Regions from separate parts of the Homo sapiens genome. Here region 1 is linked to region 2. Evidence: read pairs that join two places in POLR2A ChIA-PET (ENCODE). Cell type or tissue: PC-9. All regions are shown on one strand. Links, peaks and the distances in the headings refer to the core of each region. The heading gives the core; the rest is flanking DNA.

Region 1 (5,382 bases), core at 54-5,053, 610 kb before region 2:
TAAATTGTAAGCAAAAGCAAATTGTTGCTCAAACCTAGGTTAAGTCAAGTTTGGATTTAACTATATAGAATATTCTAAAAAGCACATAAACCAAAAAAAAAAAATGATGAAAGAGAAGGTGGAAAGATGAAAGCAGGAAAGGGCCAAATACAGTCTAGCAACTCAATTCAGCAATACAGCCAGTTTGTCACTACCTACCTACTTAAGAGCTGATTCTAACATCTATTTCCATGGTAACTAGGCATTAAGCAAAAAATATATATATACCAGACTTTTAGGAAAAGATTCCTTTCTCCTCCACCAGAAAAATGCCTAGTTTGGCAAATTTAAGCAATGTAATCTGGAAGTCTGACTTTATGTCAGAAATTTCAGTATATTAGACTGTAAAACATCTTAAAATAGTTATTAAGTAATTGGAGGGGGTGGACTACAAGGAGTAAAACTGATCATCTACAAATATCATAATCTTAGTTTCTAAAATTAGAGTTCCAGTTGCCTTCTATTGACATACAATATGTCCAAAACCCAGTAAAATATTTAAAATTATAAAACGCAATATATAAACAAGAACTATTTACTGACATCTAGTACCACCTGGCCACCTGGAAAATTGACACTGGACTTTCAAATCTGAACCTTTAAAAATTAATGTAAGCATAAATTAAATTTTAAGTAAAAACATACAGTAAAATAATACCTCTTTCGTTACTGATAGGATATGGGCAGAATAATGATATGCAAACCAGCAGCATTTTTTTTTTTTTTTTTTTGAGACAGAGTCTTACTCTGTCACCCAGGCTGGAGTGCAGAGGTGTGATCTCGGCTCACTGCAACCTCCGCCTCCCGGGTTCAAGCAATTCTCCCGCTTGAACCCAGGGGTTCAAGCAATTCTCCCGCTTGAACCCAGGGGTTCAAGCAATTCTCCCGCTTGAACCCAGGGGTTCAAGCAATTCTCCCGCTTGAACCCAGGGGTTCAAGCAATTCTCCCGCTTGAACCCAGGGGTTCAAGCAATTCTCCCGCTTGAACCCAGGGGTTCAAGCAATTCTCCCGCTTGAACCCAGGGGTTCAAGCCTCCTGAGCAGCTGGGATTACAGGCGCTTGCTACCACACCCGGCTGATTTTTTGTATTTTTAGTAGAGACGGGGTTTCACCATGTTGGCCAGGCTGGTCTTGAACTCCTGACCTCAAGTTATCCGCCCGCCTCAGCCTCCCAAATTGCTGGGGTTACAGGCGCAAGCCACCGTGCCCAGCCATATCTTTTTAAAAATATGCTCAACATTTTGAAACCATGTAAATATTTTACATCAAAAAAATTGAAAAGGAAAAAACAGCACTCCTTAGAAACCAAAACCAAACTGAAGTAAATGTTCTATTTTCAACTGCTGACATAAATACACAGAGAATTATTATTTCAAGTATCTTAAATATTAATATTTATTTAAAATATTATTTTTTATTAAAATTTATAAAATTTTATTTTCATTTAAAAAGTATTCTGAGCTTACATCCCTACTGGAATACAGCCTAAGGATGTAAATAGACAGACAAAGGAATCTCAAACTACATTATGGTATTGTTATCTCAAAGCTAATATGTGTTATATGTATAATATAATGTTAATGTTGTTAGGAACCAACATTTTTAGCATAAGATAAAAAATGATATAGGCCGGGCATAGTGGCTCACGCCTGTAATCCCACCACTTTGGGAGGCTAAGGCAGGTAGATCACTTGAGGTCCAGAGTTCGAGACCGGCCTGGCCAACATGGCAAAACCTGGTCTCTAATAATAATACAAAAATTAGCCAGGCATGGTGGCACGTGCCTGTAATCCCAGCTACTTGGGATGCTAAGGCAGGAGAATTGCTTGAACCTGGGAGGCAGAGGTTGTAGTGAGCCGAGATCATGCCACTGCACTCTAGCCTGCGGGGGGACAAAGCAAGACTCCATCTCAATTTAAAAAAAAAAAAGGCCAGGCACGGAGGCTCACGCCTGTAATCCCAGCACTTTGGGAGGCCAAGGCAGGCGGATCCGGAGGTCAGGAGTTCGAGATCAGCCTGGCCAATATAGTGAAACCCTGACTCTACTAAAAATACAAAAATTAGCCAGGCATGGTGGAGGGTGCCTATAATCCCAGCTACTCGGGAGGCTGAGGCAGGGGAATCGCTTGAACCTGGGAGGTGGAGGTTGCGGTGAGCCAAGATCACGCCACTGCACTCCAGCCTGGACAACAGAGCGAGACTACGTCCCAAAAAAAAAAAAAGACACAACTATAAAAGAAGTTACATGGCTGTACTCATCAAGAAGGCATCACAGGCAAAGAGGGAAGCCCCTGCTCTCCCAACGTCAAAGCCAAACCAAAGGCTCTAAAGGCCAAAACAGCAGTGCTGAAAGGTATCCGTATCCACAGCCACACAAAAAAGAGAAGATCTTCACGTCACCCACCTAAGGACAGCCCAAAACACTGCTGCTGTTCTGGAGGCAGCCCAAATATCCTTGGAAGACTGGTCCAGTCCAGGAGAAACCAGCTTGACCACTATGCTATCAAGTTTCCCCTGACCACTGAGTCAGCCATGAAAAGAACAGAAAGTCAACAACATTCTTGTGTTCACTGTGGATGTCAAGGCCAACAAATACCAGATCAAACAGGCTAAGAAAAAGCTCTGTGGCACTGACATGGCCAATATCAACACCCTGATCAGGCCTGATGGAAAGAAGGCCCATGTTCTACCGGTTCCTGACTATGATGACGTTGCCAACAAAATTGGGATCATCTAAAGTGAGCCCAGCTGGCTAACACTAAATAGACATATTTTTCACCATAAAATAAATAAATAAATCATAAAATAAGTTAAACAAAACCTCTGTAATTTTTCATGAAAACTGGAAATATCAGTATGAATTGAAAATTTATTCTTCTCTTTTTTTTTGAGACAGGGTCTCACTCTATCACCCAGGCTAGGGTGCAGTGGCACAATCTCAACTCACTGCAGCCTTGACCTCCAGGCTCGGGTGATCTTCCCAAGTAGTTGGGACTATAGGCACACACCACCATGCCTGGCTAATTTTTTTGAGCTTTTTGTAGAGACAGGGTTTTGCCATGTTGCCCAGGCTAGTCTCGAACTCCTGGGCTCAAGTGATCCGCCCACCTCAGCCTCCCAGAGTGCTTAGGTTACAGGAGTGAGCCACCTCACCCAGCCATAATTTACTCTAATTAAAAAAAAAAAAAAGGAGGAAGGAAGGAAGGAAGGAAGGAAGGAAGGAAGGAAGGAAGGAAGGGAGGAAGGAGGGAGGGAAGGAAGGGAGAGAGTACTTCCTGTATCTAAATACTAAAAAACCATAGAAGTCATGACCAACCCAGCAGCAATGAGCACCCTTAACACCCTGATTGTGATCTCTAAAAACCATTTCCCACTTGAGAAAACCAGGGCTACTTGTTCTTTTCTTTTTATATATATATTTGATGTCATTAATGTCTCAGCAACCAGGGTTCCTTAAAGAAATAGCTGATTCCAGATGCGGAGCAGGAAATGTACAAAGTGAACCTGATATCCCTTGTGCCAGAAAGAGAGTAAGTTATTGAAAACCGATGGGACAATATTCAAAAGAACACAGGAACCCATCTGAAGGGGTTCCAACTGGCCAAAGATGAGACAATTGAAACATGAAAAACAGCAACTACAATGGATTAAAACACATCACATACATAAAAATCCCTAACACTAAAAATAATAAAAGAAAGAAGAAAAATTTACTGGTCGTTTTAGTGGGTTCCTAGGACACCAACTCATTATTATAAAAACTGGCAAAACGAGGTGGGAGAGGAATTAAATTTTTATAGCCTCCACTTCTAGATTTTAAAGACAGTAAATACATGAAATAAAAGTTTTCTTTACAAAAGAATTTCAACTAATAAATGTAGGAGTGATATAATTCCAAAATCACCGTTTTGCAATCCTTATATAATGGATCTAGTCAACAATCCTCAGATGCTGCGAAAACCTTTGTGTGAAAGTTGATAAGAACTTTATAAAGGATAGATCAAGCCAACATAATCTAAAACCACTGACCAATCCCAGCAATACTGAAAGTGAACCAACCTCATGATGGTAACTAATAGAAAGAATACAGCACCTCTTATAAACAATGCTCACCAAAAAAAAATACCCTCTAGAACGAATGTTCAGTTTACAGGAAATTACAGGGGTTAAACCAAACCACAAAGATGTAATCAGCCAAACAGAATGTGGGAAATTCTACAGGTTAAATAACAGTTTCTTCATCAAATAAAGGGCATGAAAAGGGTGGAGATTTAAGAGACCATTTAGAACCGTATCTTCCAACTGCAATATGAAGACTTTATTTGGGTCCTAATGTAAACGAACAAATTGCAAAGACATTTTAGAGACAGGCTAATCTGAACATGTTCTTGCTACCAGATGCCATTAAGGAATTAATGTTAATGTTATTCATTGTGACAATGGTATGACAGTTGTACTATGAAAGGAAAGTTCAAGTGTGTCAGAGATACATACCGAAATACATATGGGTGAAATGATATCTGGAATTTGCTTTAAAATGCTACATGGTGAGGGAGAAAGGAGAGAAGAGGGGCAGCAGAGTGAAACAGATAATACCAAGATGGCAAAATATTGGCAACTGGTGATGCTAGGCCATGAATATGTAAAACATCAGTGAACTTTATTTTTGTATGTTGTAAATTTCCATAAAGTTTTAAAGCTGTATCACCAGCATGTTTGTTACCATGAAGTGTATTCGTCTCTAATCATTTATTTTTACTAGTCTCCAGAATTAACACCACTAATTTTCCAAAAATTAGAAAATGTTATGTTTCAACTTATATATTTAGTCTAAAAATCAATTACCGTATTACATTATATATATCCATATATATGAATATAACGTATATTTATATATATCCATATATATGAATATAACGTATATTTATATATATCCATATATATGAATACAATGTATATTTATATATATCCATATATATGAATATAATGTATATTTATATATATCCATATATATGAAAATGACTATCTGCATTATAAAGTCACTGTGCCTATCCACAGTTAAATATTTGTTTAGCAGAATTGTATTTACATATAGCGTTTCATTCTACTTCAATTTTATTTGAGATCTTCATTTTACTTAATTAGAACTCCATATCTCTTTCATCAACACCTAATCACAGTTAATACTACAATCAGAACAATTTAAGTTATAACTCAAGGGGCACAGAGATGGGGAACCAAACCATACTGTTAATGTTTGCCATAAAAGCTGGCTTCAATCCATGCACAGAGGCATTTCATTCATTAAAAACTGCAGTCTCAGCCCAGCACAGTGGCATTTC
Region 2 (5,382 bases), core at 147-5,146:
CCAGCCTAGGTGACGAAGTGACTCTATCTCAAAAAAAAAAAAAAAAAAAAAAAAAAGACAAAAAAAACACACAGGGGGGCCAGGCACGGTGGCTCACGCCTGTAATCCCAGCACTTTGGGAGGCTGAGGTGGGAGATCAGGAGATCAAGACCATCCTGGCTGACATGGTGAAACCCTGTCTCTACTAAAAATACAAAAAATTAGCCGGGCGTGGTGGTGGGCGCCTGTAGTCCCAGCTACCCGGGAGGCTGAGGCAGGAGAATGGCGTGAACCCAGGAAGTGGAGCTTGCAGTGAGCCGAGATTGCACCACTGCACTCCAGCCTGGGCGACAGACCGAGACTCTGTCTCAAAAAAAAAAAAAAAAAAAAAAAAACAACCACACAGGGGAAGGATACTGAACCCAGTCTGAGGAAGAGGAGGAGGAGGAGGACAGCAGGCTTCCTGGAGAGGTGCCATCTGATCTGAGCGAGCCAGATAAAGAGGACAAAGGCATTAGCAGAAGAGGGAACAGTATCAGTCCAGGCCTGGATGGAGAGCAGCATTCTGTGGGCAAGGCAACAGTCAGCAGTTTAGTGTGGTTAGAAAATAAAGTGCAAGTCAGAAAGTGCTGAAAAATAAGTCAGTGAGATGGGCTGGTGCCTGTTCAGGGAAGCTGCTGAAAGTTAAGGTCAGCAGCTTGGACATTTCTGTAGAAAGAGATCACTGAACATTTTAGCCAGGAATGGGGTGGGAGGTGTTGGATTTGGGGAGGACGCATTTGGAGGCAGGGAGATCTGGTGAGATATGACCAGGATCTGCCCTGGGTCAGTGGTAATGAAGAGGGAGAGTCAGGCAATATGTTTAAGAACCTTTAAGAGGTAAAACTGGTAGGACTTGGTGATTGATTAAATGTGGAACAGATTGCAGAGAGAGAAAAAGAGAGAGAGAGAAGTCAGTAGCTTGAGTGACCTCATTATGATGGAATCCCATCGACAAAGAGAATACCAGGGAAGCGGTTTGGTGACATGGGGGACGTGAGGTGACACTTTGGTTTGGGATATGTTGAGTCTGAGGTGCTTTGGGGGATGTAGAAACAGCTTTGATTTTGAATTACTTATTGTTACAATATAATGGCAAGATGTATGGTTTGGGGATTAGCATCTCCCTTCACTGAGCTCACTTGTATTCAGCGGTTCGTATATTTCACCATGGTAGGTGCTAGGAGTGCCCCATCCAGGTCCCTTTTGCTGGCTGATGACAACTCACAGCCCCTCCTTCTCCTGGGAGTCAAGGCTCCCAAAAGGCAGTCTGGCCCAGACATACAAAAGCTCAGCCCCCTGCATCAAGGAGGCATTGCCTGTGTGGTGCACTTTGGGTTTCCCAAGCTCCCTGGAGGGATCAGCCTGAAGCTGGTCTCCAGATGAGACCACATCCTTCCTTGACTTTCCCCACCCTGTGCTCTCTTGCCTCCTCACTCGCCTCCTCCTGAGAACACTGCCCTGATGAATCACTTGCTCAAGAATCCTCCTGTTCTTGGGAACCCCACCGAAGACACAGGAGAAATTGGGCAATTGGGAGTTGGTTGGCCACAGTTTTAGGAATCCACAGTAAAGAGGGGGCTGAAGGTGAATTTTATTCCTCTGGACAGAGCTGATAGTGAAATGAATGATAGTGGGGTTGCCTTTATCCACAGTAGAAGGTCATTTGTGTTATTTTTATTGGTTTTTAGTTTATTAGTTTTATTAAGCCACAATTCTAAATCTCTGAGTCAAAAGCATTTGTCAAAATTCCTGCTTACGGACTATTAAAGTTCCTGAGTTTGGAAGGAGTTCTTTTTTCCTAAATTCCACGTTGCCCTTCCCTTCTTTACTCTTCATGTTTGAAATGATGTCACTGAAAGCAGGTGCTCTTTGGTGGTTGAGATGGACCCGCCTGTCACCCCTAGACTGGATCCATTTTCTCCCTTGAAACCTTGTAGTATCTTTTTGCTTCTCTAAAGTAGCAGTTCTGGGCACTGTCCATGGAATTGCCCATTTCTTGCCTGTTTAGTCAAAGAAGACTCGAGAACTGAGCATAATTCAGAGTTAACACAGCCTTCTTCTTTGTTATCTCATCGAAAAGTGCTTACAAAATATTTATTGAATGATAAAAATGAAAGATTAAATGAATGAGTGATCAATATTGCCCAACCAGGCAAGTTCCATATAAATGCAAATTGGCTTTCACTGTGCAATGTCCTTTCGCTGTATGTCTCTTTAATCTGTTTGCCCTATCGCCTCCAATTGGTGGCAAAGACTACATCTTCTATTTCCCTTTTATCCCTGCAATAGACTATAGAAATCGTGTTTGATGGAATAACTAATTAGTCAGTCAACATTTATTGATCGCCAACTATTTTAAGGGTATTTTAAAGATGGGGATTTAAAAATAAATAAAACACAGTGGTCTTTAAGGAGCTCATGATGGCCTGAGTATACAATTTGTTCTTAAATAGAGTGACTTGCTAAATGCATAAATGCATTTGATTTAATATTTATTCCTTTGTAAACTTCTCATAGAAATAAATTCACAAATAATTAAAACATCCTTTTGCAGATCACGTGACTGAATTTTGTCAGCAAATATGGCCGGCACGCCAATCAGGCTCTGGCTGTAAATGCAATCAATCCATTACTGCTTAGCTAAAAAGGCAAAGTTGCTGGTTCAAGTCCTACTGTGTGTACCTGCAGGGGAACTAAGGTCTCCACTGTGGGGTGTGTGTGAGTCTGAATCTAAATTGCAGGCTGGGAAGCTGACTTTAAACAGCATGCTTCTTTAAAGTTCTGAGAGTAGGTTCCTTGCTCCAGGCCTTGAAATGAAATCAAAGCTGGCTTTGGCCTTGGTTTTAGCTTTGGTCTAGTAATAGCCTGATAGGTACATCTACAGTAGCTTTTTTTTTTTTTTAATAACTCTTTCTCTTTAAAGACAGGAACACTTGGTATTTCTCGGTGTCTGTGAGGTGAGTCATGCATTTTATAGGCGCAGAAATTGAAAGAGGAGTGACTTGCGTATGGTCAGAGAGCAAGTCCAAGACTACGGTGAGTCCAGCACCACAGGGCCACCCAGAACTACTTGGCCTGCTGCCCATCCTCTTGTCTCTCCACTGCACTAGGCATAAATGTCAGTAAAGAAAGCAAGTGTGGCCCATTGAGAGAAAATGTGGCACAAGCCAAGAGTTCACAGCACTTGAAGTGGTAAAGGCAGATCCAGGTTGAGGCTCTGTTCTGCCCAGTTTATGATGAAATACTGATAGTGGATTTCTTCCTTTTCACCTGTTCCTGCCCCACTTGCCTGTCAAAGTCAGCCAGCACACTTTCCTCAGCAAATGGGTGGTAGGTTCTGGGCAAAACAATGTTATAATAAAAACAGAAAAGGTAAACCATGCCATTGGCTCTGACTGCCTTAAAGGGTTTTTGTCTCTAAGCTAGAAGACATGCTTTCTTGTACTTTCCCTGTCGAGATGGAGGCATTTCACTTGTCATCCATAGAAATTCTCCTACTTTGGGGAGTGTAAATTAGTTCAACCACTGTGGAAGACAGTGTGGCAATTCCTTAAGGATCTAGAACCAGAAATACCATTTGACCCAGCAATCCTATTGCTGTGTATATACCCAAAGGATTATAAATCATTCTGCTATAAAGATACATGCACACATATGTTTATTGCAGGACTATTTATGATAGCAAAGACTTAGAACCAACCCAAATGCCTATCAATGATAGACTGGATAAAGAAAATGTGACACATATACACCATGGAATACTATGCAGCCATAAAAAAGAATGAGTTCATGTCCTTTGCAGGGACATGGATGAAGCTGGAAACCATCATTCTCAACAAACTAACACAGGAACAGAAAACCGAACACCACACGTTCTCACTCATAAGTGGGAGTTGAACAATAAGAACACAGGGACACAGGGAGGGGAATGTCACACACTGGGGCCTGTCAGGGTGTGGGGAGGTAAGGAAAGGGAGAGCATTATGACAAATACCTAATGCATGCGGGGCTTAAAACCTAGGTGATGGGTTGATAAGTGCAGTAAACCACCATGGTAAATGTATACCTATGTAACAAACCTGCACATTCTGCACATGTATCCTGGAACTTAAAGTAAAATAAAAAGAAAAGAGAAATTCTCCTACTTTTTTTTGGCAATAATGGGTGTTAGCAAAAGGATTCACCATTCACCATCTATTGAATACCTATTTGAGCCAGGTACCATTGGGCATTTTTTTTTTTTTTTTTTGAGATGGAGTTTCACTCTAGTCGCCTAGGCTGGAGTGCAATAGTGCAATCTCAGCTCACTGCAACCTCTGCCTCCTGGGTTCAAACGATTCTCCTGCCTCAGCCTCCAGAGTAGCTGGGATTACAGGCACCTGCCAGCATGCCTGGCTAATTTTTGTATTTTTAGTAGAGACGGGGTTTCACCAGGTTGGCCAGGCTGGTCTTGAACTCCTGACCTCAGGTGATCCACCCGCCTCGGCCCCCCAATGTGCTGGGATTACAGGCTTGAGCAACTGTGCCTGGCCCCATTGGGCATTTTACTTGGTCTTTTTTGGTCCTCATGACAACAGATATTTATTAAGCAACTACCAAGTGCCAGACACCATGTTGGGGGCAGGAGATACAAAAATAAATAAGGCACAGTCCCTACTCTCTGGAGTTAAAAAGACTAGTGTGGAAGATGTAATCATAATCAAGTAACTGTAATGCGGTTTTATAAGGGCTCCAGTAAGAGGTGACCCCAGAAGGTGATGGGAACACATAGGAGGAGACCCTAACCTGATTTTGGGGTCCCAAGAAAGTCTTATAAGAAGTGATGTCCAAGCACTATTAGATGGGAGGGAATTCTTTTTCGAGACAGGGTCTTGCTCTGCCATCCAAGCTGGAGGGCAGTGGTGCAATCATATCTCACTGCAGCCTCGACCTCCGGAGCTCAAGTGATCCTCCTGCCTCAGCCTCCCAAGTAACTGGGACCACAGGTGTGCACGTCACACCCAGCTACTTAAAAAATTTTTTTTTGCAGAGATAGAGTCTCACTATGTTGCCCAGGCTGGTCTCGAACTCCTGAGCTGAAGCGATCCTCTTGCCTCAACATCCCAAAGTATTGGGATTACAGGTGTGAGCCACTGCACTCAGCCCTAGATGGGAATTGTTAGCTCCAGACTTATCTTTGAGCCTCATAGAGTTTGTGGAAAATAGAATAATGACCCGCAAAAATGTCCATATCCTAATCACCAGGAGCTGTGAATATACGTGGAAAAAAAAACAACAACAACAAAGAAAAACTTTGTCAATGTGATTAAGTTAAACATCTTGAGATGGGAGCTTATTTATACTGGGTTAGCTGGGTGGGTC

Evidence for each region. Peaks named below come from ENCODE experiments on the same cell type or tissue, not always from the same donor. Only the 100,000 strongest peaks of a DNase experiment are listed, where the experiment ranks them.
Region 1: POLR2A ChIA-PET joins it to region 2 with 6 read pairs; 1 of 35 experiments calls an interaction of 5 or more read pairs at or near these places.

What each region holds. Positions count from the first base shown.
Region 1 is chr1:235,293,561-235,298,942 of GRCh38, forward strand. All of the region lies in intron 2 of ARID4B (AT-rich interaction domain 4B), which reads right to left. It also overlaps the pseudogene RPL23AP23. Among named protein-coding and RNA genes, the nearest start is that of ARID4B, 32 kb to the right of the region's middle. In PC-9, for the core only: no CTCF peak of the experiment used is centred there; a DNase peak (open chromatin) is centred at 2,611; H3K4me3 peaks cover 410 bases; H3K27ac peaks cover 1,868 bases.
Region 2 is chr1:235,900,214-235,905,595 of GRCh38, forward strand. All of the region lies in intron 2 of LOC105373215 (a long non-coding RNA gene), which reads left to right. Among named protein-coding and RNA genes, the nearest start is that of LYST, 36 kb to the left of the region's middle. RefSeq lists a silencer at 2,902-3,102. In PC-9, for the core only: no CTCF peak of the experiment used is centred there; a DNase peak (open chromatin) is centred at 2,998; H3K4me3 peaks cover 798 bases; H3K27ac peaks cover 2,015 bases.